Linked DNA regions of Homo sapiens: region 2 is linked to region 1. Evidence: chromatin loops called from intact Hi-C (ENCODE). Cell type or tissue: heart left ventricle. All regions are shown on one strand. Each heading gives the region's core, and the rest is flanking DNA. Links, peaks and the distances in the headings are about the cores only. Region 1 overlaps MYH11 (myosin heavy chain 11). Region 2 overlaps MYH11 (myosin heavy chain 11).

Region 1 (15,895 bases), core at 4,235-12,234:
GGAGACATGAGGATGTGGCTAGGTTTTAGGGAGGCCTTCCTTGTCACAGAGGGGAATGTTCAGGTTGGTCGTAGGACTATTTTAGGTAGACTTGCAGAACAGAGTGGACTAGAGATGGCACAATATGGTAGCCACTGGCCACTCGTGGCTAACTAAATTTAGATTTAAATTAATTAAAAGAAACATTAGACCAGGTTTGGCGACTCATGCCTGTAATCCCAGCACGCTGGGAGGCCAAGGCGGGTAGATCACTTGAGGTCAGGAGTTTGAGACCAGCCTGGCCAACGTGATGAAACCCTGTCTCTACTAAAAATGCCAAAATTAGCCAGGCATGGTAGTGCACATCTGTAATCCCAGCTACTTGAGAGGCTGAGGCAGGAGAATTGCTTGAACCCGGGAGGCAGAGGTTGCAGTGAGCCGAGATGGTGCCGTTGCACTCCAGCCTGGGCAATAAGAGCGAAACTCCATCTCAAAAAAAAAAAAAAAAAAAAAAGAAACATTAAAAAATTTATTAGCTGGGTGCGTGGGCTCACACCTGTAATCCCAGCACTTTGGGAGGCCAAGGTGGGTGGATCACCTGAGGTCAGGAGTTCTAGACAAGCCTGGCCAACATGGTAAAACCCCGTCTCTACTAAAAATACAAAAATTAGCTGGGCATGATGGTGTGCGCCTGTAATCCCAGCTACTTGGGAGGCCGAGGCAGGAGAATCGCTTGAACCTGGGAGATGGAGGTTGCAGTGAGCCAAAATCGCGTTATTGTACTCCAGCTTGGGCAATAAGAGCAAAACTTCATCTCTAAATAAATACATAAGTAAAAGACAATAAAAAATAACAAATTTATTTCTTTTGTTGTGTTGGCCCTAGGTCAAGTAGTCAATAGCCACCTGTGGCTAGTGGCTGGTGTACTGGGTAGCATAAGTGCAGAATGTTCCCATTATCATAGAAAGTTCTGTTGGACTGCTTGGACTAGATGATTGGGGCTTGGAGTGTGATGTTGTGGGGCACGGGTCGCCAGACTGATGTGCAGAGGTCACCCAACCCGGCCTATGTCTATGTCTTCTCTCTGAAAGGCCTTGCTCACCCTCGAGCAGGTTACCTCATGCCTCTGAAGCTTTGTTTCCTTTTCTGTAAAATGGATGCAAGAATAGTGCCAGCCTCTTGGGAGCCGGGCATAGTGGCTCATGCCTGTAATCCCAGCACTTTGAGAAACTGAGGCAGGTGGCTCACTTGAGCCCAGGAGTTTGAGACCAGCCTGGGCAACACAACGAGACCCCATCTCTGCAAAAATAAATTAGCCAGGTGCAGTGGTGCGTACTCATAATCCCAGCTACTCAGGGAGGCTGAGGCAGGAGGATCACTTGAGCCCAGGAGTTCAAGGCTGCAGTGAGCTATGATTGTGCCACTGCACTCTAGCCTGGGTGACAGAGCAAGACCTTGTCTGTTTCAAAAAAAAAAAAAAAAAAAAATAGTACCAGCTTCATGGAGTGGGTTACTCTAAATAGAAAGCACTTAATACACTTCCTGCTACATGTTAAGTGCAGGCACTGAAAATGTTAAGTGTTACTAGATTGGTTTTTGCTGTGGTCATGATCACTTTTGATTTTACTAGTAAGATGTTCTTCTTCCATCACTTGGCATCCTTGTGTCTCTTTGGTTCTGGTCTGTACATTTTGCCAAATGAAAATTACAAAAAGCCCCTTGTCATCTCTAAAAATGTCCTGCACATTTTTTTCCTAATTAGGAAACTAAGACACGTTCACTATGGAACACTTGGAGAGTTCAGAAAGCATAGTGAACACAAAACAGAAAAATTAGTCCTTAACCAGAGATGCGGTGCATTCTTTGTCTCTTTGTGAGCATGGTATCTGTTTACATATTTAAAAGCCTATTGGGCACACAGTTTAGTGACTTGCTCTTTTTTCCATTTGGAAATGCTCAGTGTTGACTTGTGTAATATATCTCAGGAAGCCCCAAAGATACCCCTTGTAAGGGGTAGTATAGAATCTGTCATGGGGATAGGCCATTTTTCCACTGTTCTTATAGATATTTCAGAAGGAGTTAGAGTGGCTTTTTAAAGAGCCAAATGGTAAGAGTGAGCAACTTAGCAACTCATAACTTTTTTTTTTTTTTTTGAGATGGGGGCTTACTCTGTCTTTGAGGCTGGAGTGCAGTGGTTCTATCGTAGCTCAGTACAGCTTCCAAGTCCTGGATTCAAACGATCCTCTCACCTCAGCCTCCTGAGTAGCTGTGGACCACAGGTGTGCACCACCACACCTGGCTAATTAAAAAAAAAAAAAAAAACTTCTGTAGAGACTGGGATCTCACTATATTGCCCAGGCTGGTCTCAAACTCCTGGCCTCAAGCCATCTCCTGCCTTGACTTTTCACGGCGCTGGGATTACGGGTGTGAGCCACTGTGCCTGGCCGTAACTATTAAATATGTCCTCCAATCCAAGTGCTGTACATTGACACATTGTATTTTATTTAACACAGCATCCCCTGAGTTAAAAATGTTTGCCCCTTTTAGGGAAGGAAGCTGAGGTGCAGTGTTGCAAAATGTATCTTTACTTTCTTAAGTAGGGGAAGTCTCTTGTCTGTGGCACTGTTTGTATGGAAAAATTATTGATCTGGGGCTGTTTGTATGGTGGACATTTTCTTTTTCTTTCTTTCTTCTTTTTTTTTTTTTTGAGATGGAATTTCACTTTTGTTGCTCAGGCTGGAGTGAAGTGGAGCGATCTTGGCTCATTGCAACCTCCACCTCCCGGGTTGAAGTGATTCTCCTGCTTCAGCCTCCCGAGTAGCTGGGATTGCAGGGATGTGCCACCATGCCTGGCTGATTTTTGTATTTTTAGTAGAGACGGGTTTCACCATGTTGGCTAGGCTGGTCTCCAACTCCTGACCTCAGGTGATCCACTTGCCTCGGCCTCCCAAAGTGCTAGGATCACAGGCCTGAACCACCACGCCCAGCCAGTATGTTGGATATTTCTAAAGAGGCCCGTCTGTAGGGAGCTAGAGGGAAAATTGGACTCTTTGGGGCCCAGGTCTTTCATCTAAGACGTATCATCACCATCTAGGGAGTTTCAGGACAGGCCTGTGTATTCATCTCACCTGCTGTCCTCAAATAGAAATCAGAAAAAAAAAGGGCATATGAAGGTCCTGAGACCCAAAATATCTTCTGACAGCAGATTAAAAATAAATGAATCAAAGCTTCAAATTCCTGCTATGCTTCTCTGGACAGATTAGATTAAAATCCTTTCAGCCTTGTGATGATGGTCCCGCTCTTCTCTTGTTCCTTTCTGGTCAGTTTAATTGCTTAATAGAAACCGTCGTCCATGACGGAGAAGATAAAGAAGGAAAGGGGTTGGGGTGGGGGAGCACAGTAACTTACTCTCCCAGCCCATAATAGCAGCATGCATGAGTCTTGTTAATAGGCGGGTAGTGAGGTGATACCAGGTCCGTGGTCTGGCATGCATGACTTTGCCCTCTGTGATGAAGATAAACTTTCTCCTCCGTTCTGCAAGGCTCGCCTCAAACGATGTGCCCTTGAGAAGGTTCTGGCAGACCTCTTGTGCTCTTGGATCTAGAAGAGTCTATAGAAGCCAGAGGAGCTTTCCTCCTAATCTTAGAGATGCAGGTTCTGGGCTCAGCAATGTCCAGCAGTCTACCTAAACTGCTGAAGACCGTTTGTGGCATACCTGGCGGGGAGCATGGCTTTGACGCCTGGTCCTAAGGGTCCCTTGGTCTTCTGAATGCTGTCTTTTGGCTGAGTTCGTCTGCCTCGAGTTAGTTAGTTCGTTCCTCCCTTCCTTCCTTCCTTCCTTCCTTCCTCCCTCCCTCCCTCCCTCTCTCTTTCTTCCTTTCTTTCTCTGTCTTTCTGTCTTCTTTTTTCTTTCTTCTTTTTTCTTTTTCTTTCTTTTGAGATGGGGTCTTACTCTGTTGCCCAGGCTGGAGTACAGTGGCATGATCTCAGCTCACTGCAACCTCTGCCTCCTGGAACTCAAGGGATCCTATCTCAGTCTCCTTAGTAGCTGGGACTACAGGCATGTAGCACGATGCCCAGCTAATTTTTTTGTGTTTTTGGTAGAGGTGGGGTCACACCGTATTGCCCAAACAGATCTCGAACTCCTGAGCTCAAGCAATCTTCACCACTTCGGCCTCCCAAAGTGTTAGGATTACAGGCATGATATTGTGCCACTGCACTCCAGCCTGGGTGACAGAGTGAGACTACATCTCAAAAAAAAAAAAAAAAAAAAAAAAAAAAAAAAAAAAAGATGAGGTTGCTGAAGCTCAGATGTGCTTAGTCCCACCACTGGAAGGTGGGCAGAGCTGGGATTCAGACAAGGTCTGTGTGAGTCCAGGGCCAGGGTGACTACCTATGATTAGTAGCAAAGGGCTCTTGGGGTAATAGGCTTAGAGCAGGAGGTGATGGTCGTGGGCTGGAGCAGGAGGGGACAGTGCCAGAGGCCTTGTTAGCTTTGAGGTAGACAAGCTTTAAGTGCAGAGCAAGAAGGAATTGAACCTTTTATTATGATTCCTTGAGCACCTAACTAGGTGCTAGACTAATGATTACAACCTGCTAACACAGAGGAGTGATTTTTGTTTTTAAATTGAGTTAACTTAATATATCAAAAAAAGAAATCTGTTTCTGGCATTGCTCGAAAAAGCAGAGGACCTGACACTGCAGAATGCAGAGTGCGAGTAGCAGTCCCTGTGAGATGGGCTTTTTGCTCTGCTTTTCCGCAGACCTCACCACTCCCTGTCGTCTCCCAGGCCATGGTAACCATTGACCGTGGCACCTCTTTTGTTCACTCACACACGCCCTGCTTCACTCATGCCTTACCTGCTTTGTCTCTGTAGACAGTGGGACCCTCCACCCTATACCAAACCTCTGGGGTTGGGAAAATCATGATCCAGAGCCAAGGTGGATGGGCCCCCCTGCTCATTGGAACTCCAAGCCCAAGTCCCTGAACCATGAACCCCAAAGGACATTTTTCCAGTTCTGGTTCTGCTTCTGGAATGCCCAGGGGGTCAGGAGAAGCCCTCCTTCCAAACTTTAGCAGGTGACAATTTTTCCGCCTTAGAGACCTGGCCCAGCAATCTTAGCCTACTCTGGAAGCAGTGTCCACCCGGGGACACAAGGAACAAGCAGATTGTGAACAGAGGCCTCCTGGGTGCCAGCCACTGCACTGGTCCCTAGAGGGTAGAAAGACACTGTAACTGGAAGCTGCCCTTTGTCAAGCCCCAAGCATTAGCCCTTCTGATCTTTTTTTTTTTTTAACATGGAGTCTCGCTCTGTCACGCAGGCTGGAGAGCAGTGGTGTGATCCTGGCTCACTGCAACCTCCATTTCCTGAGTTCAAGCGATTCTTGTGCCTCAGCCTCCCAGTAGCTGGGATTACAGGCACATGCCACCACGCCCAGCTAATTTTTGTATTTTTAGTAGAGAAGTGGTTTCACCATGTTGGCCAGGTTGGTCTTGAACTCCTGAACTCAGATGATCCTCCCACCTCCGCCTCCCAACGTGCTGGGATTACAGGCATGAGCCACTGCACCCAGCCTTCTGATCTTTCAAGTCATTATTGCTTCAAAGAACCTCCTCCAGTAATACAAGGATAATCTATGCAAAGACCTCAGGAGAATATTTAAAAATAAGTATGTATCACAAAAAGCAGCCCTCTTCCCTGGAGGCAAACATGATTCACAGGTTCATGTATGTACACACACACACACACACACACACACACACACACCCCAAACATAAGAAAAAGTCACTCCTTGTATGTTTTGCAGTATGATTTTTTTTCCACTTAACCCTACCTTATAGTTTTTTCTGTCTGTTCATAACTATCTAGTCAGACTTCAAATATGTTTTTGAATAGGTAAGACATGCAAATATGAAATAAAATAGTGTATAAGGGAATATAGAACTTCCCCCTTCGTTCCTATTTCTCGCCCTTCCAGTTCCCCTTCTTAGAGACACTGTGGTTGCTGGTTACATATGTAGCCCTCCAGTCATGTTATTTATTTATTTATATTATTTTTCGAGATGGAGTCTCACTCTCTCACCCAGACTGGAGTGAAGTGGCATGATCTTGGCTCACTGCAACAGCCCCCTCCCAGGTTCAAGCAATTCTCCTCCCTCAGCCTCCCAAGTAGCTGAGACTACAGGCGTGTACTACCACACCCAGCTGATTTTTGTATTTTTAGTAGAGAGGGGGTTTTGCCATGTTGGCCAGGCTGGTCTCGATCTCCTGACCTCAGGTGATCCACCTGCCTCGGCCTGCCAAGGTGCTGGGATTACAGGCTTAAGCCACTGTGCCCAGCCTATTGCTTTTTTTGTGATAAAGTCTCACTCTGTCACCCAGGCTGGAGTGCAATGGTGCGATCTCGGCTCCTGCAACCTATGCCTTCTGGATTCAAGCGATCATCCCGCCCCAGCCTCCTGAGTAGCTGGGATTACAGGTGTGCATCACCACACCCAGATAATTTTTGTATTTTTTGTAAAGATGGGTTTTTGCCATGTTAGCCAGGCTGGTCTTGAACTCCTGACCTCAAGTGATCCACCCACCTCAGCCTCCCAAAGTGCTACAATTACAGGTGTGAGCTGCTCCATCCAGCCTCCAGTGATGTTTTATACACATGCAGCCACATAGAGAGCCCCTCCTGCACCCCTCCAAAATGGCAGCACAGGCCCCGGCTGTTGTGCGTCTCAATCTTTGCATCTAACTGTGTATTTTGGCCATTCATCCATGGTAGTAGAGAGAGGGCCACTGCACAGTCTTCTGCTATAGGGATGAACCATAATGATTAAGCCTGTCTGCTATTGACAGGTATTTAGGTTGTTTCTAGTCTTTTTGCTCTTAAAAGCAAGGCTGCAGCAAAAGCACGTGCTTGGTGGACCACGTCTGTCTCTAGGTTGGGTATTTAGAAAGCCGTGATATTGCACTGCAGCTTCATAAAGAAGCCGTGATTATCCATCACTTTACTGAGGAAGCTCAGGGGTAGGTCTGTATGCACAAGTCAGGCAGGTGATAAGGCAAAGCCAACACTCTGCCCAGGCCTGTGTGTCTTTTTTTTTTTGAGACCAAGTCTCGCTGTATCACCCAGGCTGGAGTGGAGTGGCACAATCTCAGCTCACTGCAACCTCTGCCACCTGAGTTCAAGCAGTTCTCCTGCCTCAGCTTCCCGAGTAGCTGGGATTACAGGCACGCGCCACCACACCTTGCTAATTTTTGTATTTTTAGTAGAGATGAGGTTTCACTGTGTTGGCCGGGCTGGTCTCGAACTCTTGACCTCAGGTGATCCACCCACCTTGGCCTCCCAAAGTGCCGGGATTACAGGTGTGAGCCACTGCGCCCGGCCATCCCTGTGTGTCTGAAAGCCAGTGTTCCTTCCACTTCCCTCCCTTCCCTCCCTGTTCCTCATTTCTGCTGCAGGCCCCGGGAGCACCCCCTGCTCAGGGCTCTGTGGCTGACCATATAAAGCGTCAGAGAAAAACTGGAGCTGCTTCCTAATACGGTCACAAGAGGGAAATCCTGGGCCTGCAGCTGGGACTTGCTGGTGGCACAGGGCCCATGAGATGCCGGCTGGGACACAGGAGGCTGGGATGTTGAAACCTCTGAATTTAACCAGCTGGAGAGGGGCTCGTGGGGCCAGAGAGGCAGAAACACAGCCAACTATGGTTGGGCTGGGTCGAGGTGAAGGAGAAGTGGCTGAATAATGTGGGAGGAAGAGCCCGATGCTGAAGCCCCACGACCCTGCCGTGAGATGTGCGGCTGCCTGCACCAGTCTTACCTTCACTCCATCGTCATACCCTGGCTTGCTTAGAAAGCTTTTACAGAACTCAGCAGAGATTCAGATCTACCTGGAAGTATGGATTAAGTGCTTGTTGTGTGCACGGCACTGGGAGAGATGTCCCAAACAAAGAGGATGGAAGTCATATTCCTCTTTCAGAAGCTAGTGATGGAGTTGAAAAGGCAGTGTGGTCCTTCCTTCTTTTTAAAAATTCATTTTATTCTTTTTTTTTTTTTCTTTGAGACAGTCTCACTTTGTCACCCAGGCTGGAGTGTGGTGGCATGATCTCGGCTCACATAACCTCTGCCTCCTTGGTTCAGGTGACTCTCCTGCCTCAGACTCCTGAGTAGCTGGGATTACAGGCATGCGCCACCACACCCAGCTAATTTTTGTATTTTTAGTAAAGACGGGGTTTTGCCATGTTAGCCAGGCTGTTCTCAAACTCCTGACCTCAAGTGATCTGACCTCCTCGATTTCCCAAAGTGCTGGCATTAAAGGTGTGAGCCACCATGCCCGGCCTCTTCCTTCTTTTTAAAAATTCCTTTTATTCTTTTCTTTTCTCTATCTCTCATCTCTCTTTCTTCCTTTCTTTCTTACTTTCCTTCCTTCCTTCCTTCTTTTTTTTTTTTTTTTAGAGTCTCACTCTGTTGCCCAGGCTGGAGTGCAGCACCATGATCTCAGCTCACTATAACCTCCACCTCCTGGGTTCAAGTGATTCTCCTACCTCGGCCTCCCGACTAGCTGGGATTACAGGCGCCTGCCATCATGCCTGGCTAATTTTTGTATTTTTAGTAGAGACGGGGTTTTGCCATGTTGGCCAGGCTGGTCTCGAACTCCTGACCTCAAGTGATCTGACCTCCTTGGCCACCCGAAGTGCTGGGATTACAGCTGACTGAGTGTCTACCCTGTCCCTGGCACTGTGCGGGGTGCAGGAGATACAGTAGTGTGTGGGTCACAGTCCAGGAGGTAACATTTAGGCAGAGCTCTAAAAGAGGAGAGGGAACCAGCTGTGGGAAGATGAGGGGAAAAGTGTTCCAAGTGGAGAGAACAGCATATTGAAGGCTCTAAGGTGGCAAGACTTCCCTCTCGTGAAATGAAGGGAGCATAGTAAGAGTCACTAAATAACATTGATTGAGCACCTACTACATACCAGCCGCCATGCTAAATGCTTTTCGAGCATTATCTCGCAGCACATCTATGAAGGGCTTGTTCGTATGCCTCCCTGTTTTGTAGATGAGGATAAGTGAGACTCAGAGAGGTTAAGGGACTTGCCCAGGGTCACACAGCGAAGAAGTAGCAAAGTGAAGGTTCAAATTCAAGTACCCCATACCCAGTTCTGAGCCCTTAGCCACTGCCCTTTACTGCCTCCAGGTCAAGGGCTTGAGTGAGGACAGGTTGGGCTGTAAATGATACCTACATTCAAAAGGGGCGTGGCAGTGGACATGGCCCCAGAGGAGCTGGAGATGGAGTCGAGGCCTGAAGGAGGGTGGGGCTTGATTGACCTTTGTTCAGGTGACCACAGACTGGGCTCTTCTCTTTGGGAGGCTTGTCCTGGGGACAGGGGACACTGATTGAACAGGAAATAGCCCCTGGCCTGGCTCAGTGTAGTCCACTGAGTACCTACTGCCGCCGTGCAAGGCCCCCAGGTCACGGAGGTGAAGTCAGGCTGTCCCTGCTCCCAGGAAGCTGTATCATTAATTTATTCCCCTGGCATGCATTTAGCAAGCATTTAGTTAGCACCTATTCTATACCAAGGCCTGTGCTGGGACTGAAGAGGAGAAAGGGGGTTCCCCGGACTCAAGGCACTTGCAGCTGGTGTTTGCAGGATGGGTGGGAGGGTCCTGGGTGATGGAATGGGGAAGAGGGGTGTCCAGGCAGGCAGCCCCCCACTCCCAGCCCCACCAGGCTGGATGTTGCTCCTGGGCCCCGCTTACCTCTAACCCTTGCTTTGCTTCTCCATTTCGGTCCGATGGAGCCGCTTATACCAAGCTGCTTATAGTTCACCCCCACGGACCCCGTGTCCTGTTTTTCTGCCCATGTCCCTGCTTTGTCTTGAGCTGGTTAACACCTTGTTGTCCTTTAAGACTCAGTGCAGGGAATACCTCCCCACCTGGAGGTTTCCCTGACCACCCCCAATGTGGGTTAGGGCCTTCCCTTCCTTGTTCCTATCATTCTCTGTTCTTACGACGTGTTTTAATGTACTTGTCTCCCCCTCTGATTTAAGTTCTTTAAGGGCAGGAGCTATCATTGATTTCTTTATCTCCAGCCTCTGACACAGATGTGGTATATAGTAGGTGCTCAGTAAATGGTTGATGGCTATTTAGACAGGCATATGTTGACTCATTCATTCTCCTTTTAGGGGATGGTGAGAACCTCCGTCTCCATCAATCCTGTTTCCTTTTTTTTTTTTTTTTTTTTTTTTTTGAGATGGGTTCTCCCTCTGTCACCCAGGCTGGAGTGCAATGGCACCACCTTGGCTCACTACAACCTCCCTCCACCTCCCAGGTTCAAGTGATTCTCCTGCCTCAGCCTGCCGAGTAGCTGGGACTACAGGCATGTGCCACCATGCCCTGCTAATTTTTTGTATTTTTGGTAGAAACAGGGTCTCACTGTGTTGCCTAGGTTGGTCTTGAACTCCTGAGTGTGAGCAATCTGCCCTCCTTGGTCTCCCAAAGTACTGGGATCATAGGTGTGAACCACTGCGCCCAACAATCCTGTACCTTCAAAGAATATTCCTCTGCAGCACCCCCAGACATTACATACCATTGTCCCTGAGTGGACTGAGCCCTGGAAGGACCTTCCCACTCTCTCTTTTTCTTTCTTTTTCTTTTTTGAGACAAGGTCTCACCGTGTCACACAGGCTGGAGTGCATGGCACAATCACGGCTTACTGCAACCTCAACCTCCCAGGCTTAAGCAAACCTCCCACCTCAGCCTCCCAAGTGGCTGGGACTACAGGTGAATGCCACCATGCCCAGCTAATTTTTAAATTTCTTATAGAGATGGGGGTCTCACTGTGCTGCCCAAGCTGGTCTCAGACTTCTGGGCTCAAGCAATCTTCCTGCCTTGACCTCCCAAAGTGCTGGGATTACAGTTGTGAGCCACCACACCCAGCCAGACTTTCCCACTCTCTAATTGGCTCCAGCCCTTGACTAAAAGGCCCTTGAGGGCTGGGATCCTGTGTTTTTTTAATGTTCTAATGTAGTCCCAGCACCTTTTGCATGGCATCTGGGACGTACAGAATGAATGAATGAATGAATGAATGAATGAATGAATGAACGAACGATCAGTAGTTTCTGTTTCTGTTGGATGGGCCTAGGCTGGATAGCATAATGGACCATGCTCATACCTGGGGGCGGGCCAGGCTGGGCTTGGTGCTGCCAGGATCTTCTTTGGTGACCTCGGTCAAGTCACTTAACCCTCTGTTGCTTGGTTCACCCTAGCTGTAACTGAGAGATGGATCTGTGGTTCTCCCTAAGTCACTTGCAGGGAAGAGGATACGCTTTATGGCCATCAGAGTCTTGGGCAGTACTGATGTTTATCGTTTGGGGAAAGCAGTTCCTGTGAGACGGGTTGGAGCCTGTCTCCTGAACTGTGACCTCAACCATGGGAAAATCTAGTATCCAGTAAGGAAAAATCATGACAATAGTGCCTTACCACGTACAGCATGGCGGGACTCGCCTTGTGCCTTGACTCCTCCGTCCCTGATCTGATTATTTTCAGATGCTCCTATTCACCCAGTAGGAGAGGACTGCTATTTTTTAAATGGTAAAGTGCATATGACATAAAATTTACCATTTTAAACATTTTAAAGAAAACAGTGCCATTAAGTGCATTCACAATGTTGTACAGCTATCAATTTCAAGACAGGGTCTTGCTCTGTCACCCAGGGGCTAGAGTGCAATGGTACAATCATAGCTCACTATTACCTTGAGCTCCTGGGATCAAGCAATCCTCCTGACTCAGCCTCCCAAGTAGCTGGGACTACAGGTGATCACCACCATGGCCAGCTATTTTTTTTTTTTTTTTTTTTTTGTAGAGAGGGGGTCCGGCTGTTGTTGCCTGAGCTGGTCTCAAACACTTAGCCTGAAGCAATCCTCCCACCTTGGCCTCCCAAAGTGCTGGGATTACAGGCATGAGCCACTACACTTGGCCCCAGAGCATTTTTATAGCCTCAAAAGGAAACCTTATACCCATGAGCAGTTCCTCCTCATTTCCCACCTCTTTCCAGCCTCTGGGAACCACAAGTCTGTTTTCTGTCTCCATGGCTTTGCCTACTCTAGACACTTCACATAAATGAGATGATAGAGTACGTGACTTTTCGTGCCTGGCTTCTTTCACTAGGCATATTTTCAAGCTTCATCCACATTGGAGAGCTCATGTCAGTGTTGGTCTCTGTTTTGCAGATGGGGAAGGTATTAATGATCAGGAGCAGGCGCTGTGGGGTAAACAGGAGTTCTAGTTCCCAACTTCCCTCCAGCTGTGTAACCTGGTGACAACCTCACCATGCCTCACTTTGCCCTCCTGTCAAACAGGCGGTGGGGAAATCACTGTTACTGAGTAGTTGTGAAGATGCCACGAGGAGATGCCTCTGCCATCTTCTAGAGACTGAGTCACTGGGGTTTCTTCTTAGATATGGACATTGGGAGGTCCCAGAAAGAGATCAGAGGGTGGTGGGAGGAGAGAGAGCTTGGAGGATTATTACCTTTTCCTCCCTCCCTCCTGGACCACAGTTTTGGCAGCTGTGTTTCTGTATGACTGCGGATCCCTCTGGACAGCCCCTTTTTAGGGGTGTGTGGCTTTCTATGCCTCCAATGTTCAGTTAACGACATTCCCTCTCTGGCTGAGTGCGGTGGTTCCCACCTGTAATCCCAGCACTTTGGGAGGCTGAGACTGGCGCATCACCTCAGCTCAGGAGTTCGAGACCAGCCTGGGCAATATGGTGAAACCCTGTCTCTACAAAAAACAAAATAAAAATTACCTGGGCATGGTTGTGCACACCTGTGGTACCACCTACTTGGGAGGCTGAGGCGAGAGGATCACTTAAGCCCAGAAACTCAAGGTTGTAGTGAGCCAAGATCACCCCACTACACTGCAGCCTGGGCGACAGAGCAAGACCCTGTCTCAAAAAAAAAAAAAAGTAAACAACATTCTCTTCTGTTCTTGCTCTTCAGACTTAACTGCTCCCGTCACTGGTTGGGTTTCTTTAATTCTGCACACATATCTGTAAACACTTTCTTTATTAAATGTTCCTGAGTTAATATCTTAAGCACACTGTTCATTTTCTGTGCCACCTGTTAAATGATGAGCATTTAATATGATTGTCAGCATCCAAAAAAGATCCTGCGTAGTGCTTAGTTCGGTGCCCAACACATAGTAAGTGCTCAATGAACGGTGGCTGTTATTTAAGCCAGTGAGGTCCGGGGAGGTAAAGTGGCAGGTCGGAGGAGTGGAGCTGAGATTTGAACCCAGAGCTCTTCAAAACTCCACAGTTTGGCCAGGTGCAATGGCTCACAACTATAATCCCAGTGCTTTGGGAGGCTGAAATGAGAGAATTGCTTGAGCCCAGGAATTTGAGACCAGCCTGAGCAACACAGTGAAACCCATGTCTCTACAGAAAATATAAACATCAGCCAGGCCTGGTGGCGCCCGCCTGTAGTCCTGGCTACTCAGGAGGCTGAGGTAGGAGGATCACCTGAGTCCAGAAAGGTCAAGGTTTCAGTGAGTCACGTTCACACCACCGCACTCCAGCCTAGGTGACAGAGTGAGACCCCATCTCAAAACAAACACAAAACCCCCCACAGTTGCAAAATAAAACATAGGCAGCTTGGAAACCCACTCTCGCCCTTTCTCCTCTTCCCACGTACCTGGAATATCAGTGAGGCCCAGGGTTTCCACTAAGACTCCAAGCTCCAGTTTCCCCATCTCTAACATGAGAATATTGAGTGCTTCTGTGCAATCTGTCTACCCTGGAGGAGGTCTGGAAGTAAGCTGGGTTCTCTGTCTGCAGACGTACTCTGGCCTCTTCTGCGTGGTGGTCAACCCCTATAAACACCTGCCCATCTACTCGGAGAAGATCGTCGACATGTACAAGGGCAAGAAGAGGCACGAGATGCCGCCTCACATCTACGCCATCGCAGACACGGCCTACCGGAGCATGCTTCAAGGTGAGTGAACTCAGGGCTGCACGGGGCCAGCTCCAGGGAGCCCCTCCTGTCCTGCTTGTCTGCAGTTCTTGCCAGGAATGTGGAGTTTGGCAGGCACTGCGAGGGACCAGGAGTTACTGTGGCTGAAAAAGGGAAAAAGCAAAAGGAACATCTGTGTTTGCAGCCTGGGAGGGTGAGGGAGAGCCAAGAGCTTGGGCAAATACGGGCATGGGCCCGCTCCAGCTCCAGCTCCGGGGCTCGCTGCCCAAGGTCCCCGTCGGGCCAGCTGTCTGCAAAGGATGGAAAGAGGGTGGGGAACAGCCCTGGGGCTGAGCCATTGTGGTCTGTGTTGACACCTACCTGTCCCTCAACCCCTGTGGGACTGTGGGTAAATATCTTTTCCTCTTCAGCCTCAGTTTCCTCATTTGTCAAAAGGGGTGATAGTCTCTATCTTGTAGCTTCTTGTGAAGATTGTTAATGCTGGTTTTTCCAAACTTAAGACTTGTGCCTATTACTTTCATGTTTATACGTTATTATTTTTACTATTGTTTTATTATTTTTGAGACAGGGTCTCACTTTCTCGCCCAGGCTGAAGTGCAGTGGTGCCATCTCGGCTCCCTGCAACCTCCGCCTCCTGGGCTCAAGCAATTCTCCTGCCTCAGCCTCCCAAGTAGCTGGGACTATAGGTGTGGACTGTCATGTCAAGCTAATTTTAAAAAGGTGGGTTTTTTTGTTTTGTTTTTGTTTTGTTTTGTTTTGTTTTTGGAAGTGACAGGATCTTGCTATACTGGTTGGTCTCAAACTCTTGGCCTCAGGCGATCCTCCCACTTTGGCCTCCCAAAGTTCTGGGATTATAGGCATGAGCCACTGCACCCAGGCCTTCTCACCTTCTATTTAGAACACTTTGGAGCCCCTGAAATAGCCACCCCCAAGTCAAACAGAGGGACTAGGCAGTTAATGCAAACAAGTGTACCAGGTCAGGCGAAGAGTACAAGAAACTCGAAAACTCACACCCCCTCTGAAAGGGCACCAACAGGTGGGAACCCAGGGATCTGAGTTGGGAGTTGAGAGGAGCCCAATTCTGGAAGTTCTTGAGGCCGGAATCCAGGTGTGCCTGAGAGATGCCACGACCCCGCCCCCAAGATAGAGGGACTCAGGTATAAGTGCCCCAACTTTCTGACAGTGAGCCAGACTCCACAGGTAGGACCAGAATCTTGGCCCTTCTAGGCAGGGCCTGCCATTACCTCCAAAGACCAGCAGGTGGAGCCTTGCAAAGGCAATCTTGGAGCTGTAATCTCAGGTTGTAAAGTGATGGCTCCTGGAGTCAGGTATCTGTCTTTTTTTTTTTTTTGAGACGGAGTCTCGCTCTGTCGCCCAGGCCGGACTGCGGACTGCAGTGGCGCAATCTCGGCTCACTGCAAGCTCCGCTTCCCGGGTTCACGCCATTCTCCTGCCTCAGCCTCCCGAGTAGCTGGGACTACAGGCGCCCGCCACCGCGCCCGGCTAATTTTTTGTATTTTTAGTAGAGACGGGGTTTCACCTTGTTAGCCAGGATGGTCTCGATCTCCTGACCTCATGATCCACCCGCCTCGGCCTCCCAAAGTGCTGGGATTACAGGCATAAGCCACCATACCCAGCAATTCCTGGTTCTTTTCTGGAGCTGAGGTCCCACTAAGCACATTTTAATCTAAATACCAAAAAGAAAGAAAATTCTGTTAGCAAAGGAGAAGGAGGGGGAGCGACAGATGGGTAAGCATTTCTACAGTGCTCTGAAAAAATTTATTTGTAACTTGAAAAAGTCTTTAATATTGTATATTCATTCTAGAAAAACTTAAACATATATTTAAGTAAAAGAGAACTTGCTGGCACCTATGATTCTATCATCCAAAACTCATCACCATTAACATTTTGTTACGTGACCTTTCATTACACTAACTGAACTAAATGGCATGAAATGA
Region 2 (15,895 bases), core at 5,357-13,356, 44 kb after region 1:
TGCCTGGCCCACCCTTCCCTCCATCCTTCCCACAGGGCTCTCTTGTAACTTTCAAGGCTCAGCAACTCCCTGGCTTCCCCATCCACAGCCTCCCCTCTCCTCCCTTCCCCTCGATCTTCTCAGTCACATCACCCAGATGTAGCAATGATATCTCCACCACGAACTATCTTGATTATTTGTTTACTTGGCTATTGTGTATCTCCATCTCCTGGAATGCAGCGTTAGCAAGGACTTGGCACACTGCCCACACACAGCCAGTGCTGGAGAAGGAGGCCTTAGCCATTGTTAGGAAGGAAATCCCAAAACGATCAGACTTTTATTTGCAAATGCATCCAGTCAGCCCAGAACCACCAACATCTTCAGTCTCTGTATTCAATTTTATTTTGCTTGTTGTGAAATTCAGCCAAAGTGACTTGAAGGACCTACAAGTTGACAGCAGGGCTGAGCTTTTACGCGTAGTTGGTGCTTAAGAGAAGCCAGGCTGGAGCCAACTGTTTGGTTATGCAGTTAAGAAACTGAAAATTGGCCGCGCACTGTGGCTCAGGCCTGTAATCCCAGCACTTTGGGAGGCCGAGGCGGGCGGATCACGAGGTCAGGAGTTCGAGACCATCCTGGCTAACACGGTGAAACCCCATCTCTACTAAAAAAATACAAAAAAATTAGCTGGGCATGGTGGCGGGTGCCTGTAGTCCCAGCTATTCAGGAGGCTGAGGCAGGAGAATGGTGTGAACCTGGGGGGCGGGGCTTGCAGTTAGCAGAGATCGCACCACTGCACTCCAGCCTGGGTGACAGAGCGAGACTCTGTCTCAAAAAAAAAAAAAAAAGAAAAGAAAAGAAACTGAAAATTGGCCACGCACCGTGGCTCACGCCTGTAATCCCAGCACTTTGGGAGGCCGAGGCGGGTGGATCACGAGGTCAGGAGTTCGAGACCATCCTGGCTAACACGGTGAAACCCCATCTCTACTAAAAAAAATACAAAAAAATTAGCCGGGCATGGTGGCGGGTGCCTGTAGTCCCAGCTATTCAGGAGGCTGAGGCAGGAGAATGGCGTGAACCTGGGGGGCGGAGCTTGCAGTGAGCTGAGATCACGCCAGTGCACTCCAGCCTGGGTGACAGAGCGAGACTCTGTCTCAAAAAAAAAAAAAAAAAAAAAAGAAAAGAAAAGAAACTGAAAATTGGCTGGGTGTGGTGGCTTATGCCTGGAAACTCAGGGCCTTGAGAGGCCGAGGCGGGAGGGTGGCTGGAAGCCAGAAGTTTGAGACCAAACTGAGGAACACAGTAAGACCCCATTACTACAAAAAATTTAAAAATTAGCTAGGTGGGATGGTGCATGCCTGTAGTCCCAGCTACTCAGGAGGTTGGGGAGGGAGGATCACTTGAGCTTGGGAGTTAGAGGCTAAGTGAGCTATGATGGCACCACTGCACCTCAGCCTGGGCAACAGAGCAAGACCCAGAGACAGGAAGGAAGGAAAGGAAGGGAAGGAAGACAAGAAAGGAAGGAAACTGAAAGCTGAATAAATGTAATTTTTAGGCCTGAGTTGTATTTTGTCTAGCATGTAATCCATCCAGTATAATCAGTTTAATTAGAGGCCATGGGCCTGGCTGGAGATAGAGCTGTGTGATCAGGGGGCTAAAGTAAGAGGAGGAGGGTGGTTTCACATAAAATTAGAGAGAGGTAAGGGGGTGCTTCCAGGCCCTGGGGAGGAGTTTAAACTTTCGTCTAAAATGGATGACAGGCTGGGCATGGTGGCTCATGCCTGTAATCCTAGCACTTCGGGAGGCCAAGGCAGGCTGATCGCTTGAGCTCAGGAGTTCAAGACCAGCCTGGCCAACATGGCCAAACCCCCTCTCTACAAAAACAAAAATTAGCTGAGCGTGATGGCATGTGCCTGTAGTCCCAGCTACTTAGGAGGATGAGGCAGGAGGATCTCGGTTCACTGAGCCTGGGAGGCAGAAAGTTGGCACTGAGCCAAGACTGCACCACTGCACTTCAGCCTGGGTGACACAGTGAGACCCCATCTCAAAAAATATATATAACAATAAAATAAATAAATGAAATGGATGAGAACGTGCTAAGGGACTCAAGCCAAGGAAGGACAAAGTTTAACCAGTGGGTCAAATCAGGCCCTTGTCTGTCTGTTCCAGATAAAGTTTTATTGAAACACAGCCGCACCCACTTGTTTACGTATTTGCTTTTGTGCTGCAGTGGAGAGCTGAGCAGATGTGACAAAGAATGCGTGACCCTCAAAGTCTAAAATATTTACTGTCTGACCTTTTACAAAAAGAGTTTGCTAACTCCTAGCTTAAACAGTGGGAAAATGTGAATATTATTTATATTGTAATGATAGGATGAATGCTGAAAATCATTATACAAACAATATATAACTTCTGTGGAAGCAGTGGTTATAAAAGTAATAATAGGTGGGCACAGTGGCTCACACCTGTAATCCCAACACTTTAGGGGGCCGAGGCAGGAGGATTGCCTGAGGCCTGGAGTTCAAGACTATCCTGGGCAACTTAGCGAGACCCCACAAAATCAAAAAATTAGCTAGGTGTAGTGGCACATGCCTGTCATCCCAGCTACTCAGGAGGCTGAGGTGGGAGGGTCACTTGAACCCAGGAGTTCGAGATTGCAGTGAGTCAAGATTGTGCCACTGCACTCCGGCCTGAGCAAGAAGCAAAACTCTGTCTCAAAAAACAAAAGTAATAATAACTAACATTTTGGCATACCAGGCATTGTTCTAAGCATTTTATATAAATGTTCACTCATTTAATCCTCATAAGAATCATATAAAAGGTCAGGCATGGTGGCTCATGCCTGTAGTCCCAGCACTTTGGGAGGCTGAGGCTAGAGATCACTTGAGACCAGGAGTTCGAGACCAGCTTGAGCAACATAGCGAGACCCCTGTCTCTACAGAAAATTTAAAAATCAGCCAGCTGTGGTGGTGTGCACCTGTAGTCCCAGCTACCTGGGAGATTGGGGCAGGAGTATCACTTGAGCCTAGGAATTCTCAGCTGCAGTGAGCTATGATTGCATCACTGCACTCCAGCCTGGGCCACAGAGTGAGATCTTGTCTCAAAAAAAAAAAAAAAAAAATCATACAAGGTAAGTGTTTTTATTATACCCATTTTATAATGGGGTAAAGAAACTGAGGTATGGAGAGGCTAAATGACTTGCCTAAGGTCACCCAGGTAACTGGCAGAGGAGGGATTTGAACTTGAGCAACCTGGTCCTGGAGCCCATTATGCTATTCTGCCAATTGATGCTATAGGGGAGAGAGGCGTTGCTTCTGCCTGGGGTTTTGCAGGACGTGTAGGAGTTGTACAGTACAAAATGCCAGGGTGCTTTGCCAGTCACATAAAGACCAGGGACTGAATAGCTGTGAGGTTCATCAGAGACAATTTGGCTTTCCTACCAGTGGCAAACCACAGGCTGCAATGGACTTGGCAATATTCGACCCTGGGAGCCAGGACCAGCTGCAGAATTTGTAGAATTTTGCAAAATGAAAATGCTGGCTGAGTGCAGTGACTCACACCTGGAATCCCAGCACTTTGGGAGGCTGAGGCGGGCAGATCACATGAGGTCAGGAGTTCGAGGCCAGCCTCGCCAACATGGTGAAATCCCATCTCTACTAAAAATATAAAAATTACCCAGGCATAGTGGCGGGCACCTGTAGTTCCAGCTACTTGGGAGGTTGAGGCAGGAGAATCACTTGAACCTGGGAGGTAGAGGTTGCAGTGAGCCGCCATCACACACTGCACTCCAGCCTGGGCAATAGAGCAAGAGTCAGTCTCAAAAAAAAAAAAAAAAAAAGAAAAGAAAAAAAATGCAGAGCGTTTATAAAGAATTAGGAAGAATTTCCAGATGGCAACATTAGAGTATGAAGCACAGGGTGGTCCCTGTGAGACGGTACAGGTCACACTCATGAAGCCAGCCTGGCTGGGGGATTAAGTGGCCATTGGGTGGTTCTTCCCAGCTGCTGGGGCTGGACTGATTAAAAGGACTTGGCACTGGGGTAGTTACAAGGCCAGGAGGCCATAACGTGGTCATGAGTCTGGTCCTTCTCCGGGAAGAGGGAGCTCAGTACCAAATTCCCCAAGAAATAAGAAAGGAGTTTAGGGTGCTCAGACCAGGAAGGCATCTTCACCCCTAGAGGTCAGGGGTCAGAAAAGCCAAGCTATGAATGTTTCTAGAACCAGCTCTAAGCACATCAACCTTCAGACGCCCACGAGCCTGGAGCTTGGGATGTTTTCTTTGGCAGAACCTCCCAGGGCAATTTATTTTTCTCAACAGAACTTGGAAACAGTGGAGCCCAGCAGCAACATGGGAAGGGGTAGATGCCCAGAGTTTATGTCCCACTCCCCATCCCAGGCAAAGTGGGAGACCATAGCCACGGATAGGGCACATTGATGTCTTTGTTTTTTTTTTTGTCTGTCTGTTTGTTTGTTTGTTTGTTTGTTTTTTGAGATGGAGTCTCATTCTATTGCCCAGGCTGGAGTGCAGTGGCACGAGCTCAGCTCACTGTAATCTCCGCCTCCTGGGTTCAAGGGATTCTCCTGCCTCAGCTCCCCAAGTAGCTGGGACTACAGGCACCCACCACCATGCCCAGCTACTTTTTGTATTTTTAGTAGAGACAGGGTTTCACCATGTTGGCCAGGCTGGTCTTGAACTCCTGACCTCAAGTGATCCACCCGCCTCAGCCTCCCAAAGTACCGGGATGACAGGCGTGAGCCACCACACCCGGTGATGTCTTTGTTGTAAAAGGGAGGAGGTGAGAGAGGTTCAAGGCCAGGGTGGAAAGGAAGGAACTATTGTGGGAAAGGAGAAGTGAGCAGCAGCAGTCTAGGAGCACTGGTTTGTCAGCATGAAGAGTGTGATCCACACATGTTGTTTGTGCACACTGCTGTCCTGATTCTTGTCTTGGATCTGAATAGGTTCATGACCACCTACGCAAGTGGTTTCCTACATCCAAAAATTTCTCTCCTTTCTCTTGCTTTAATCAGAATCCAACCCCTTCACTTTAGAATGAAGTCAAGCAAGGTTCTGACGTTAGCCTGATTGAAGTAATTCATACTTAGGTGTGAATGACTGAGTGGCTTGGTTCATTGATTGGGGCAAGTAAAGCCTCCTGGAATATATGGCAGAATTCCAGTGGAGTGGGGCTGGGACTTCACTCTGTCTTTTCTCTTTGCTGATTTGTTAAAATAAAAGGGTAGGAGGCAGAACATGGGCCCTGGTGTCAAGTGGACCTACGTTCAAATCCTGCTTCTCCTCCATTTCCTATCTGTGTGAAAGCAGGAGCAATTGTGGGCTGGAGCAATTTACTTCAAACCTCTCTTTGCCTCAGTTTCCCCGGATGGGTGATGGGGATAATTAATAACTCTCTCATTAGATTGCTGGGTAGAGTAAATGAAAAGATCTGTGAGCCCAAAGCCTAGTACTGTGCAGGCCTTCAACAAATATCAATTCCCCTTCCCCTGCCCTTCTTCTGGCCTTAGAAAGCAAGTCCCTAGAGGGTTGGGCCTGTGTCATGGAACAACTTGGTGAAATGTAGTAAAAGGAATTCTGACTGCATTAGAATCAGAGACCTGACTTTCCATTCTGACTGTATCCCTTCTTTGCTGTGTGACCTAGGGAAAATTGCTTACCCACTCTGGGCAAGACTCTTCCTTCTATAATAACATGGAAGCAGGAAGAGGATAAAGGAAATAATTCATGTAGAGCATTTAGCAAAGGGACCCTTCCCCCTATATCCCCCCAATGACAAACGCCAATTCTTCTCTGTCTTAAGAGATGGGATCTTGCTATGTTGCCCAGGCTTCTCTCAAACTCCTGGCCTCAAGGCATCCTCCCAACTCAGCCTCCTGAGTAGCTGCTATTATAAACGTGGCCAGTTCTCTGCTGCACCTGGCCAGTTCTCCTCTTTTACACACACACACACACACACACACACACACACACACACACACATATATTCTGGTCTTAGTTTCCCCTTCTGGGGAAATGGGGTAATGCCTTCATGGTCCCCATTTCATAAACTGCCTCTGAGGCCATGTGAAATAATGTGGCCATTGGGAAGGAAGGCCTCTAGGAAGGGAAGGGACCACACAAAGTCACCGCAAGATGTTTCATCATTCTTGGCCATCAGACACTTGATTTCTGGACAGTGGGACCTGTAGGATTAGGCACAGCAATTTGGGGCACTTTTTTTTTCTTTCTCTTTCTTTTTTCTTTTCTTCTATTTCTTTTTTAAGCCATGAGCCAAGTTATTAATGGGCCTTTGGCAGAGAAAATTAATTTCTTTATTTCCTAATTAGGAAGAAGAGCAGAGACTGTACTAGCTTTGGTGGCACTGGTTCAGCACAGAGAACCTTGGGCTGACCTCGGGGTGAACAAATTCTTTTTTCAACTTAAAAAAAAAACTCTCTTATATTTTAGAGTATTAAGTGAGCTCAGAAAATAAAAGAGATAAGGCAAAGAAAGGAAACACAAAAAACAAAAGTAAACTGAAAAATAGAAGAAGACGATAAACAAGTGAAGTTTTGGTCAAGGCACTGTCCTTATCTTTCACTAGGAGTGGTGGAACATAGAGGCAGTATCTGGATGGAGCGGTTCCATTGTGATGATTTCTGGTGGCCAAAACAGGCAGCTAGTGCACGAAAGCCATCTTGGTAAAAAAAAAAAAAAAAAAGATCTACCTTCATATTCCAGGAGGACATACTTTTTTGATACGACAAACCATGTCGTGCTGATCTAAACATATCAGTCATTTACACTTTAGTGTGAATTACTTCAACTGGGTTTATTCTTAGATACTTGGCTGAGATCATCAGCCAGCTTCCTGATACATGGGGTGGGATTCCTCAGAGGATAAAGGGGCTTGCATCTGCCCAGTGACCAATGGGATAACCGGTTTTTTGGTAAATTTTTCTTTCCATAAGGGAGCTTCTTAAACTTTAGGTCCTGGTACTCCAGAGGCACTTACATCCTTTCTTGAAGGCTGCCTTGTGCCTGGTCTTTCCATTTCTAGCAATGCTAATGATGTCTGCAGGCGGATCACGAGGTCAGGAGATCGAGACCATCCTGGCTAACATGGTGAAACCCCGTCTCTACTAAAAATACAAAAAATTAGCCGAGTGTGCTGGTGGGTGCCTGTAGTCCCAGCTACTTGGGAGGCTGAGGCAGGAGAACCAGGGAGGTGGAGCTTGCAGTGAGCTGAAATTGTGCCACTGTACTCCAGCCTGGGGACAGAGTGAGACTCCATCTCAAAAAAAAAAAAAAAAAAAAGTAGATAATTCCAAATAAACCTGTTTGGACCTATGTAAGAAAACTAAGGTTTTCTTGTTCACTCTATTTTTTTAGAGATGAGGTCTTGCTCTGTCACCCAGGCTGGAGTGCAGTGGTGTGATCATGGCTCACTGTGGCCTCAAACTCCTGGGCTCAAGCCATCCTCCCACCTCAGCCTCCTGAGTAGCTGGGACTACAGGCATGCACCACCAAGCCTGGTTAATTTTTCTTATTTTTTATAGAGTCAGGGTTGTGCTGTGTTGCTCAGGCTGGTCTTGAACTCCTGGACTCGAGTGATCCTCCTGCCTCAACTTCCCAAATAGCTGGGACTACAGGCATGTGCCACCATGCCTGGCTAATTTTTAAATCTTTTTCTAGAGGCAGTGTCTCTCTGTGTTGCTGAGCTGGTCTCACACTCCTGGGCTCAAATGATCCTCCCACCTCAGCCTCCCCAAGTGCTGGGATCACAGGCATGAGCCACCACATCCGGCCCACCTTTTCACTCTTTGTATCTGAATTCTTTTCTATGTCCTCTTGGAAGGAATAGATTGGGCATTGGACCTAGGCTGGGGACCCAGTTCCGCTCACTACCAGAGATGTGGCCTTGGGCAAGTTACTTCCCCTCTGGGAGCCTCTGTTTCACCCTCTGGGAAATGGTGGTGATGATCATTATTGTCCTGCCTGGCTCATGGAACTGCGGAAAGGTCACCATGGAACGTGTGCATAGATGATGTTCCCGTGTCTTTCAGAGGCGAGTCTGGAGCCGGGAAAACCGAAAACACCAAGAAGGTCATTCAGTACCTGGCCGTGGTGGCCTCCTCCCACAAGGGCAAGAAAGACACAAGTATCACGGTGAGTGGCAGTTCCCAATCAGAGGCCATGATTTAGCCAACCGGTCTCCAGCTTGCAGCCCAACCGAGATACAAACAGAACATCATTGCAAGAACTCAGGCCCCATCTGACTACCCCTCCCCTGAAGACTCAAAGAGGGACCGTCTTTTTGGCGAGCAGGCCTGTTGAGTGTGGGTGATTTCTTGGCTCAGCTAGAAGCATCCCTCCAGAAGGGGGCCCGTTTTGTGAAATGAGAATAAGCCCTTTCCTTCCATAGCGAGATCTTCCTCCACGTCGGGGCTTCTCAGTGGTGGCACTGATGTCATTTTGGACCAGATAACTCTTCCTTGGAGGGGCTTCCCTGTGGCTCGTAGAATGTTTCACAACATCCCTGGCCTCGACCCGCCAGATGCCGACAGCCCCCTTCCCTCCAGTTGTGACAACCAAAAATATCTCTAGACATTGTCAGATGTTCCCTGGGGTGGGACAGTTGCCCTTGATTGAGAAGCACTCCTTTCATGAATCTCTGTAACGTCCCAGGGGTTAAGGTACCTTTTGGGTTCCCGGATTCCTCCACGTGTCCCCCTGTCCCTGGGATGGAGATGCTGGTATCACTCGGCCCGTGGGCTTCAGTGCAATGCCATTCAGTAACTGTGGATTGAGCACCTACTGTATGCCAGGAACCACTTGGGGTGGGGACCTGGGGATAAGTCTGAGAGATGCTGTTATTCTCTTCTCTGAGCTTCCAGACCTGTGGAAGAGCATGTAGTTGTCAAAGAATCCCTCAAATAAACAGATGATGACACGGTATGACTAAGAGCTTGGGAGGAAAAGAAGAGCAGGTTTCTAGAGTCATCACCTCTAGGGCCCATCCTTCTCTTCCTCCTCGTGTGTCAGCCCTGCCCCATCTATCCCACAGGAGGGGGCACGTGGTAGGGCCGCTAGGACTGGCCGGTGCCTCCGTCTGCAGGTTTGTGGGTGGGAAGATGGTAGGATGGAGATCTGACCACGGCATGGGGTGTCTCCAGTGTTCGCCATTCCAGATGTCACTTTGCGTCCTCAGAGGGGACTCTGGGGCAGCCACCATGGCCGGCTTGTCTGGAGGCCCTTGGAGATCTAGGATGGGCGCTGGTCGTGGCTTTGGAGAACTTTCCTTCTCCAAACAAATGCAGGAAACTCAAGATTCAGCATCCTAGAATTGTCTCTGGCAAGTTGGTTTCCAGCCATAGTGAGTGGGAACAATGGCCCCAGAGGCTGTGTGGCAGTTTAAACACAGTTTCCACTGCCTTCCCTTTCCCTAAAGAGTAAACACAGGAGATAATACTTTCTAACAACTCATCGTTATCAAGGGCCTACTATGTGCTGCTTGTTTTGGCTGCATGCGTAAACACATCTCAGACATTGTCTCACTGGATACTGTTTTAAGGAGCCTAATGTGGCCCCAGTAATTATGAAAACCTTTGAAATGTCTGGATCTCTAAGAAATTAGAAAAAGGAGGGAATGGCTGAGCATGGGGGCTCATGCCTGTAATCTGTGTTTTGGGAGGCCAAGGTGGGAGGATGGTCTGAGCCCAGGAGTTCAGGACCAGCCTGGGTGACATAGTGAGACCCTGTCTGTACCAAAAAAAAAAAAAAAAAAAAATCAAGAGAATTAGCTGGGCCTGGTGTGCATGCCTGTAGTCTTAGCTACTTGGGAGGCTGAGGCAGGAGGATTGCCTGAGCCCAGTAGGTTGAGACTGCAGTGAGCTGTGATCGTATTCCTGCAGCTAAACAGAGAGAAAAGAAACAGTATCAAGGAAAAGGAGCTGACCAGTCTGTCTGGGAGACTCCAGGCTGTTTGGGGGGATCAAAGTCATATATTCTCCAGCCCCTGATGTCCATGTGATGGAAATAACGCTGACATTTGTTTTATACTGTGTTGTTCAACCACAGCAAGGCCCATCTTTTGCCTACGTGAGTAACTGAGAGTGTTTTCCTGGTGTGTAGGGGAGGCACGGAGTGAACTTAGATCTGCATGATCCTCTTGCACCCACCGAGTCCCGTAGCTGGTGGTAGAAATGGGGTAGGCCCTAGAGTTTCACAACTTAAATCAGTAAATGCACCAAAATACCATCCTGTGGGTGTCTGATGCCAGGGAAGGGTGTGGGGGTGCATTTACCACCCACGGGACGCCTATTGGAGTCCCCAGGGTTGCGCTCCAGCCTGAAATGGATTTCTCCGGTTCAGAATGAACCCCTGCACCCTTCAAAGCATCCGCTCCTGGTACCCTTGACTGGAACAACCTAGACAGAGATGTCTGTCCCATCTGGCTGAGTGTTTTAGGACTGTCAGGCCCCAAAGCTTCCCTGGCTCGATGGACAGTCGATGGCACAGCTGTGGCATGCCTCCCTCTTCTCTCCCTGCCATCATCCCTAAGTGTCTTCCCTCAGCCCTGTCCCTGGTGCACCAGTGTGTCCCTGTGCATGCGTGTGCAGTGCGTGTCTGTCTCTTGCATGCTGGTTGCTTGACTCAAGCCTCCAGAAACAGTCTTGGAGGTCGCGATGCACTAGCTTTGGTGGCGCGGTAAGGCCCCAGCTACGCAACGCATAACCTGGTCCTGCTTGGACCTGTGCATATGTAAACTCATCTCTAACACAGAGCTTGGGGGGCTGATGTGTGGGTCCCAGCCTAGAAGAAACCCACAGGTGTCTTCCTTGGCTCCCGAAAAGATCATTCAATCCATCTTAGTTAGACCCTGGGTGACTGTGTTGCAGATCAGAAGGAGAATTACAGTTCTTATTTGGGATCTGCTTTTGTGTGACCTTGGCCGAGTCAGTTAACTCCTCGGGGCTATGGTTTCATCATCTATAAAATTGAGGGTTTGAACCAGGTCCCCCGATTTAAAGCTCTCTTGCCAAGACTTTTCAACCTTACCTGCCAGAATCCCCATTCTAGAAAGGGAGCCTTTTTCAGAGAGCATGGAGACCCCAAGTTTATGTGAACAAAAGTGATTCCTTTAGTCGTCTTCCCACCAACAAAGAAATGCCCGTGGTGCTCCTTGTAAATTTCCACCAGTCTCAGCTGTGGTGATTCCACTTGTAGCTGAGATTTGTATGCGGATGAGGCTTTTGCTTCATCTTTCTCTGGGAGCTACAAAAAGGAGGATGTGTGGACAAATCAAAACAGAAACAAATAGCAGCTTCCTGCTTTGTCCTGTAGACCAGGTACCCTGATGCCTTCCTAGCATGCGGAGGAATGAGGAGGAAGCCATGCCCATCCTTGTCCCCTCTAGACACTTTCCCGGCTCCTGTCCAGCCCAGCCCTGATGCCTGGAAAAATAAGGAAGGGAAAGCAGGAGGGGAGGACAAGGAGAAAAACTCCCAGAATCCAGGGCCTGGAGGCCTCGGGGCCCAACTGCAGCCGCCATGTTTTAGGGCTAGGCCAAGAGCAGCTCGTTTGCTTTCCCAGCTTAACTTACCACATTGGCCCTTTCCTGCCATGATTAATCACGTGACCGCGTTTGTGCAAAGGCATCCCGGCAGAGGGGGCCGGTGGGCTGTGTACAGTCTCAGCTTCCTTTAACCCAATGAATGGAGCTCAGGCAACCTGCTTTGAAGCTTTATTCCGCAGTCCGCTAAGAGGATTCCTGGTGGGTTTTGTGCATTCCTTACTTGTCTGCTGTAGAAGACTTCAGAAAACCAGTCCTGAGAAAGAAAAAATTGCAACTTAAAAAAAATTGCACTAAAATAATTAGAAGGAGGCTTGTAGTGGTTTAACTTGAAGAAGGCTGCTTGTTAAACATGAACAGCAGCACGACTGCCATGTACAGTGGGACAGGTGGTGCACTGCACAACTCCGGGGGGCACCATTCATCATGATGTAAATGACATCACCGACATTGTGCAAGGCAGTGGCTTTGAGTGGCAGTGATGTTGCACAGATGAGCAGGCCCTGGTCTTGAAAAAAGTGACCTTCCTAGGGAGCAGATGTCCTAGCTATTAGAGAGCTCAGACAGTTGCTTCTCTTCTGAAATCCTCCTGTAAATCTGAACATTAGCATCAGGGTCTAAGAGGAGGTAGGAGATAGGAGAGAACCTGTGGGTTAAGGGCAGAGTTTTGTGACAACATCCATCCAAGGTAGAACTGTCAGGACCTAGGTTGCTTTCTCCAATAACTAGATGTGAATGAATTTTAGGGAGAGCTGGAAAAGCAGCTTCTACAAGCAAACCCGATTCTGGAGGCTTTCGGCAACGCCAAAACAGTGAAGAACGACAACTCCTCACGATTCGTAAGTAGCAAAGCCACATGGATTTTCCAGAAAAGCTTTGGTGTCATCTCCTGCCTGGGGCTGCAGAGTGTTTGCGTGCAGAGGTGGGAGGGGCATCTGACCCTGGAGAGATGGGCTGTATCTCACAATCTTGCAAGGGCTCCTGCCTCTCACTCTCTCATTCATTCATTAATTTATTCACTATTCACTCAACAAATATTGATTGGCCTGGTGCGGTGGCTCACACCTGTAATCCCAGCACTTTGGGAGGCTGAGGTGGGAGGATCACTTGAGCCCAGGGGTTCTAGACCAGCCTGGGCAACAAAGCGAGATCCCATCTCTATTATTAAAATAAAATTTAAAAAATTAGGTATTGAGCACCTGGTATGGGCTAGACCCTTATATCCGATACCATTTTATGTAACAAAACATGAATTGAGTGCCAACTGTGTACCAGGCACACACCTCCTCCAAGAAATACTTAGTAAGTACCTACTGTGTACAATTACTCTGGTAGGCACTTTTACATGTACCACCATTCTCTTTGTTTTTTTCTCATTTGCTGTTTTTATTAAGTGCCTACTGTATACCAGGCACTCAGCGAGTCTCACAGGATTGCGATGAATAGTTCAGATATGGTTCCAGCCTTCATGAAGCTGGTTCTTCCAACTGAATAACAGAGAGTAAGTGAGGCAGGGGGTACTACCTTCCCATGCACACTCCCCCAGGCTCCAAAGCAAAAAGTTTTTGCCTGAGCCCAACAGGGCAGGGGAACTCTGAAAGTGGATGGTTGATGATAGGTAGACAACAATGGTTTTATTGTGCAAAAGAAGCGGTTGTCTCCGTAGGAGGGTCAGAAAGATATTTTAGTGAGAAAAGATGAAGGAAAAATTGCCTCTGCATTCCAGGAGAAGGGGGTCTCTGAACTGTTGCTCGCTGAGATGGGGCCCTGTGAAAGACTCTTTGCAGAAAGCTCTGCTCTGCTGAGCAAATGCACATGGTGGTCCCTGACCCTGTGATCCCCAAGGCCCATTTTAGTAACAAACAATTACATAATGTCTCCTTTCCTCGCCCGAAATTAGAATCATAGATAGTATCACCTCCTACACGTATTAGATGAATACACATCAGCATAATGCCCTAACTGGAATATGAAGAAGAAATAACATAAGACAATTCATAATGAAAGTGTGCATTTCAGGCCAGGCGAGGTGGCTCATGCCCGTAGTCCCAGTACTTTGGGAGACTGAGGCGGGCAGATCACTTGAGCTCAAGAGTTTGAGACCAGCCTGGGCAACATGGGGAAACCCCATCTCTACAAAAATAAATAAATAAAGTGCATTTCAGCATATCAATGCTCGGGCCAGGCCACACCAACAGAAGACACAGTAAGAGACAGACACTTAGGTCTATCCACGGCGACAGCTACAAATACAAGGAAAAGGGTCAAGTTCAGGCACTGATGATGTTGGCATGGGATTTTCCAGAATGGCAACTGACTCTCAGTGAAGCGCTGAACCAAAGAACAATCTTCTCTAGAGTCACACAGATGGGATATTCTTGTATTAGAACAACATTTTAAACACTTGTTAATGCTTTCATTTAAAAGCATAAAAATCTAGACCAGGCACAGAGTGGCTCACACCTGTAAACCCAGCACCTTGGGAGGCTGAGTTGGGAAGATCACCTGAGGTCAGGAGTTTGAGACCAGCCTGGCTAACATGGTGAAACCCTGTCTCTACTAAAAATACAAAAATTAGCTGGGCGCAGTGACACATGCCTGTATTCCCAGCTACTCGGGAGGCTGAGGTGGGAGAATTCCTTGAACCCGGGGAGATGGAGGTTGCAGTGAGCCAAAGTCACACCACTGCACTCCAACCTGGGCGACAGAGTGAGGCTCTTGTCTCAAAAAAAAAAAAAAAAAAAAAAAAGCGTAAAAATCTAAAGTCATAAAGGTTAGGTTCTAAGCCTGGCTAATTACAAACAGATTTTTACCTCCATGAGTGGCAGGTGAGACATTGGAAGAGTCATAAGGGATATAGACAAGGATTGGCATCAGAGACTCTCCAGGTCATTGCAGGACTCCCAAAATATCCTTGGCCCCACTGTTCACTAACAACAGCGGCCCCCCCCCAACATGTGACAAGCCAAATAATGGCTTCCACCGATTTCCAAAATCTCCATAGCAGATGTGCCGCCTCCACTGAGAAGCACTGCGTTTGCATGTTCCAATTCTGTGCAATGTTTCTAGCCTGTCATAAATGGAAGCACGTGCAAGACAAATCCCTAAAAACATCCTCCACTCACTGGCGTCCCTGCCATCTTGGGAAGGAGAGTGAAGAAGGTGCCTGGGCCTTGCCTGTGACCAGCCGGCTCTCCCTGGCTCCATCTGGGATATGGTCATCCCAAATCACTCTACTGCATGTTTCCCAATGGGGAAAGTTTGAAGGTTTTGTCAAGGACTGAGCAAGCCTAGGGGATTGTGTCCACACACGCCAACACTTCCCACCATGTTATGTCATGATGGGGGAAAAGGATGAAATCCTGTCTCACCTGTTGAGGAAACAGGAAAAGGGTTCATGCCAACAGATGGAGGATTGGGTTCCATCCTTGGTTTCATGGCTTAGCTGAGGCAGGTAGATAGGGCCATCTTTGGAGATACTTGTTGAGCCTCTAGGGCCAGGAACATGAGCCATTCCTGCCTAAAGGACATCCTACACAGGGCCTGCTTGGGCAGTGTGGCCAATGCATACTCACCTGTCCCACAGAAAAGGTTTAATCCATAGTTGGATGATGTGGATGTTTTGGAGCAGGGTGGGGTCTGGGGAGGGAGCCCTCTAGCCCCTGAATATGGAAAAACCTTCTTTCTGCTTAGGGCCCTACCTCTCAGGAGCAACGTCACGTTGGACAAGTCACTTGATCTCTTTTAGCCTTAGTTTTCCCAGCTTTAAAATGGGGATAGTGGGCTGGGTGTGGTAGTTTACTCCTGTAATCCCAGCACTTTGGGAGGCTGAGGTGGGAGGATTGCTTGAGTGCAGCAGTCTGAGGCCAACCTGGACAACACAGTGAGATCCTATCTCTACAAAAAAAAATTTAAAAATTAGCCAGATATGGTGGTGCATGCCTGTAGTCCTAGCTGCTTGGGAGGGTGAGGTCATGGGGAAAAGGGGATTGCTTGAGCCCAGGAGTTCAAGGTTACAGTGAGCTGTGATTGCACCACTGCACTCCAGCCCTCGCTGACAGAGCAAAACCTTGTCTCTAATAAATAAATAAGTTTTTTTAAATAGGGATAGCCATGATGGACTACGGTCATTGCAAAAGCCGAATGAAATTGATCTGTGAACATGTTTTACACGTTCTGTTGCTGTCAGGCCTGGGGTGGTTTCAGCTCAGCAGATGTTGGTTCCGCCTGACAACTTGACCTGTGGGGTTCTGAGTGTTCGCAAGAATCTCCCCGCCCCACCTCCCATCCTCTGTACCATCTGCCTCCTGCTTGCCCACAGCATGGGGTTAACGGCTGAAGTTGGGCAG

Evidence for each region. A loop is a pair of places that touch in the nucleus more often than their neighbours do. Peaks named below come from ENCODE experiments on the same cell type or tissue, not always from the same donor. Only the 100,000 strongest peaks of a DNase experiment are listed, where the experiment ranks them.
Region 2: it touches region 1 in a loop (3.0-fold over the local background); 20 of 110 quality-filtered maps call a loop at or near these places.

The regions. Positions count from the first base shown.
Region 1 is chr16:15,821,318-15,837,212 of GRCh38, reverse strand. It overlaps MYH11 (myosin heavy chain 11), which reads left to right. Exons shown (of 41, transcript NM_002474.3): 3 at 13,802-13,958. Among named protein-coding and RNA genes, the nearest start is that of MYH11, 28 kb to the left of the region's middle. RefSeq lists a silencer at 1,784-1,961. In heart left ventricle, for the core only: no CTCF peak of the experiment used is centred there; a DNase peak (open chromatin) is centred at 7,576.
Region 2 is chr16:15,778,875-15,794,769 of GRCh38, reverse strand. It overlaps MYH11 (myosin heavy chain 11), which reads left to right. Exons shown (of 41, transcript NM_002474.3): 5 at 8,038-8,140; 6 at 12,293-12,385. Among named protein-coding and RNA genes, the nearest start is that of MYH11, 70 kb to the left of the region's middle. In heart left ventricle, for the core only: no CTCF peak of the experiment used is centred there; no DNase peak of the experiment used is centred there.